2 separate regions of the Mus musculus genome follow, and region 2 is linked to region 1. The links are chromatin loops, found by intact Hi-C in ENCODE. Cell type or tissue: heart. All regions are shown on one strand.

The links. Peaks named below come from ENCODE experiments on the same cell type or tissue, not always from the same donor. Only the 100,000 strongest peaks of a DNase experiment are listed, where the experiment ranks them.
Region 2: a loop joins it to region 1, with 14 times the contacts of the local background. A loop is called at or near these places in 12 of 42 quality-filtered maps.

What each region holds. Positions count from the first base shown.
Region 1 is chr19:30,363,652-30,366,151 of GRCm38, forward strand. No RefSeq gene overlaps it. Among named protein-coding and RNA genes, the nearest start is that of Gm36319, 30 kb to the right of the region's middle. In heart, a CTCF peak has its summit at 1,516 (motif pointing right); no DNase peak of the experiment used is centred here.
Region 2 is chr19:30,553,339-30,555,838 of GRCm38, forward strand. No RefSeq gene overlaps it. Among named protein-coding and RNA genes, the nearest start is that of Dkk1, 5.1 kb to the left of the region's middle. In heart, a CTCF peak has its summit at 1,485 (motif pointing left); no DNase peak of the experiment used is centred here; H3K4me3 peaks cover 573 bases; H3K27ac peaks cover 590 bases.

The DNA.
Region 1 (2,500 bases):
CATGGGCATCTTTCATAGAGTGTTGCTGAGTAATATTAAGCACAAATCGAAGAAACATATTGTTCTGTATTATGAACATAGCCAAAGGAAAAAGAGCATTTGTAAAATATGCAGGGGCATCAGGCTGCCAACAGAATTACTTTGTACACTTAATATATTTTCATATATTCAATATATTTTAATACAATTAAGTAATGTATCGCTTAATATATTTTACTGTAAGTCTCTCTGAGGTGTGTGTGTGTGAGTGTGTGTTTGTGTGTGTGTGTGAGAGAGAGAGAGAGAGAGAGAGAGTGCTTCAGCTTTTACAATCATCAGAGAAAAATCAACAAAATACATTTGTCCTTCCTTCTTCCCTGACTACCACACACAAATACAAGCAAGAGTATTATGCAATAAGGCACGATGACACAGACCTATAATCCCAGCATTTGAGAGATGAGGCAGAAGGATTATAGATTAGAAACCAGCCTGGGGCTAAAGATAAAAAGAAACACAAGAGTTAGACTAACTGTAAAATATTCAGAAGCATCCCATGACACTGGCAACCTGATTCCGCAGAGGGATGTGCGGTTCCCCATCGTTTGCTCTGTGCCTCTCACCTGTGGGTAGAGTCAGCCTCTCTGATTCTCGCAGCCATGGGATGGATGCAGGCTATTAATTTGGAAAAGTCTGAAAAGTCCTTGGATAGCCATATCATTGGACACTGTTTGCACCTCTTTTCCAATAGCTACTTAATCATTCTCTTCTCCTTGGTCCATCTCTTTAAGATCTAATAAGATCTCTACACATTATAAGCCTGTATCTTTTTTTTAAAATTATCATTCTCTCATATATCACAGCCTGACCACAGTTTCCCCTCCCTCCCATCCTGCATGTCTCTCCCTGCCATCTCCACCTCCCCTCAGAAAAGAGCAGGCCTCCCAGGGACATTAGCCAAGCACAGCATAGAAAGCTACAATGAGACCAAGCACTTATCATCATATCAAGGCTGGACAAGGAAAAAAACATCCCATAAATAGACACAAGAGGCAGGGACAGGCCCTTCTCCAGCTCTTAGGATTCCCACAAGAATACCAAGCTACTCAGCTATAGTATACATGCAGAAGACTAGGCCATATCTCTACAGAGCCTGTATCTTTTATTCTAAGGTTCATTTCAATATATTTTCAATATGAATTTCACTGTACAGAATTACAAAGCAAAATGTTATATGCATATGTGCACATATAACTGGCACAAATACTGACATTGAAATTAAGCAAATAATTATATTTGATTGGTTGTTATATTACAGAAGGAATATATTTCATTTATGACAAAAAATAAGTATGCTTTCCCAGAAAAAAATCAAGAAATATTTACTCTAGAGAATATTTGTAAGTGAGGACAAATAGGTAAAGTGATTGTCATAAAATGTACTTTTTAATAACCGCTAATAATTTTGTTTTTAGGACTGGTCTGTGCACATCCATTTTGTACTTCTGTACTTATAACATTATAAAAGTCACCAGTAGAGGGAGTAAATAATTTAAAAATCAAATTAATTTTGATCTATTTTACTTTTTAAGGTATATAAGGCTTTATCTATTTCTACAAAATACCTGTATTAAATTGGTACTATGTAACTTATTCAAGATCTATAACTATACAGTTAGAGAAATATAAGAATAACTTTAAACATAATTTTAAAATATCCAGATCTAAACTCTAATCCAGTTTAAATCAGAACCATATGTATTATAGAAAGAATATGGATGTGAATAAAAGAGACTTAAGTTTTTATTTTTTCTTCTTCTTTAAAAAATTTTAAAGTTAGCACATAACACTGCAGCGTTTTTATTCATATGTGTTATTATACTTTGCTCTGTTTCTAATGATGGGCTTTAGGGAAATCTGTGCAATTTCTCCAATCTTCATTATTCAAGTCTTTAAGATAGAAAATGAGGAGAAGGAGGAAGAGGAGGAGGAGGAGGAAGAGAAATAATCACGGGGGTAGGATGCTACAGAGCACATCTGGACCGGGTAAATGTGGTGATGTAATGGTGAAATTAGCATAGGAAGCACTGGGAGTCCTCACTAACCCACCTCTATGAGCGTTCATCACACCTTCTCACTTCCTCCTGTGTGTCACCAGTCTTCCTCTTGGCAAAGGTAGGAAATGTTAGCAGGGCTTTCTTGGAAACTATTTGCCTTTGGCTGCTCTGCCACATTACAGGAAATCTCTCTGCTCTGCCATTTTCCTTGACTGTTAATGGCATTACCTGGATTCCAGAATGAGCCGTTTAAAGGAACACAGTCTCCACTCACAGACATCGTGAATTGTCGCATTCCATTTCTTCTTCACCAAAGCACTCTCCCAAGGTTTTATTGTAGTGTTGTCTCAACAGGGTTGGTTAACTGAGACATAAAGTGTCATAGGAAGGAAATTAAAGATACATGTCTAAATAATTATAAATTTCCCCAAATCTATTATATACATTGTCATTTTCATCAAGAA
Region 2 (2,500 bases), 190 kb after region 1:
TGTTTGGAGTCCCTTGAAGTGGGTAGGCTTTTCTGTCCTACAAAGAGGAGCAAGTGAGTTTGGGATGCTTATCTTCGCTCTGTCCCTGGAGATGGCTAGCCTAGATAAACCCAGCGCCACAGTCACAAGACTATCTAACTCAGCTCAGAAAACGATCCTGGAGCCCTTGAAGCATAAACAGCCTGGAGCTCAGAAGTGAAGGAGGTCTGGTGAGAATGATGACAGCAGCATCTTTCAGGAGGTCCTGACTCCCAGAAAGGCCTGTGATAGGTAGGGTCTAGGAGTCCAGCTGCCTCATAATATCCCCTGTAGGACTTAATATTTCCAATCCTAAAGATAGGGCGGTGCCAGCATAAGGCGGGGCCCGGACAGCAGATATATAGGAGATGGAATTTTCTTCTGTGCCACTGGGTTCTTGTCATACTCCCTGTATCATACTGGCATTCTCCAAGGGCTGTGACCAAAAGGGCCCCTTGCCACTGCCCTGGAAGCTAAGGGCTGGAGCTCAGCAATGGACTGCAAGGTGACAACTGTCCCTTTGTGATTGTGGAACTAGCTTTCTTTTCATTTGTAAATGTCATGCTGGGAAGTCAAGGGAGCCCCCTTCTGGATACAAAAGTAGTCTTTAAGCCGTCCTGGGCAAGGCCTTTTGTCTTCAGGTTAAATGTCTTTCAGACAGCGTTATTAAGCAATACTCACTATTGTGGACCCTGGGAACTTGCTGATTTTGGAGAATGTAAACTAAGTTTCTGGAAATATGGTGAATTACGTGACTCTTGATTTTCTAAAAGATGCCCGAGCAGAAGGGAGTGAGAGAACGAATGAACAAATTAATATGAATGAGAATGGATGAATGAATGATTTTGTTTCTTCATCCCCAAATTTCCAGCTAGAACATTGTATTAGAACCTTGGTGGAAACAAGATGTAGGCTAGAAACAGTACTAACTTCTGCTAAGGGGTTGGAGCAAGGATTCTTCCCCCTTGAGAGGATCTTGGAGCTCCAAGCTGCTGTTGCACTCTCTTCCTGCCAGGGTGAGCCGCGAACCTCCATTGCCTGAGCGCTGGCTCAGGCGGCTCACTGCAGTCACAAGCCATCGCCACCTTACAGTAGTGTAAAATGAAACTTGCTTAAAGACTCTTTGATGAGAGAAGATCAAACAGCTCAGGGTCCCTGTCTTAATCAACCGTGAGCCAGGTGGCCTCGCAGAGAGCTGGATTTGGGGCTTCTGTGGACTTTGTGTTTAGCAAATTCATCAGCGTAATCCCGTTGAAGCCCTGGCCTGGGCGCAAATCTCTTCGCACTACACTGCTGCTGTGGGTCCACGGTGTCAGTTCTCGGGGCAAATAAATCAGGGTTAATTAGAAGTGGGGAGGGTAGAGGGGGAAAGGAGAGGCACAGGAAGATTTCTGCTCTGAGAGACGGTAAGTCCTCACCACTGCTAGTTCGGGAAGGAGCAATCCCGTTCCTCTGCTTCCCCCTGGTGGATCCTATCGGAAGTGATCTGGACCTAAAGTGAATTAAAAAAATAATTCTTTGGAAGATTTGTTTCATTTTGTTTTTAGAGACAGGGTTTCTCTGTGTAGCAGCCCTGGCTTTCCTGGAACTCACTGTTTAGACCAGGCTGGCCTCGAACTCACAGAGGTCCACCAGCTTCTGCCTCCAGAGTGATGGGATTAAGAGGGTATGCCACCACACCCGGGATAACTTCTCCAGCTCTCACACTGAAAACGTTTCAAAGCTAAATAGTCTCCAACTTTTAATATTCCATATAATATATAGTAAATCTTCGCATAATAGAATAAGATAGGATAGCGTCTAACCGCTGTCTAAAGACTAAGGAGTTGGGGTCTGGCACAGAGGCTCTCAGTGAAATGTTTATTCAGTTAGGTTTAATTTGCACACCAGCATTCCTCATTCCTGGATGAAAACTTAGGCTCTTCAGATGATAAGTACCACACTTAAGGAGAATCCTATGCTGCATGTATTTCAGGAAAGTTCATTCATCTATAACCATTTTTTATAAAACTTTTTAGAAAATGAAAATATGTCATTTGTTTCAATGAGAAAATGTTAATTTCAAATTTTCCACTTTTTTTAAAAAAAGAATATTATCTAGGAAGCTTATGAAAAATACAAGCAGGTAATAATTTTGTGCCCACTCATGTTTTCCTTTTTTAAAAAAATAAAAGCTGTTGGAACTTGTGTGATAAATCTTTTAAGCATGCAACTCAATATTTATAATCTACTAAATTTTAGATATAACAAGTGCCAACTATAGAAATCACACAGCATTGTTTTCATATTGGGCTTTAGATTATGTTTTCTAAGAATGGTTTTAAAGAAGTAAATTGACCTTCAACAAAAGAACTCGAGAGGTTTTGTTTTTGTTTTTGTTTTTTCTTCCTGTTGTTGCTTGGGACAAGGTTTTGCCATGTAACCCAGGCTTGTCTTGACATGGCAATCGTCCTACCTCAGGGTCTAAATGCTGGGGTGACAA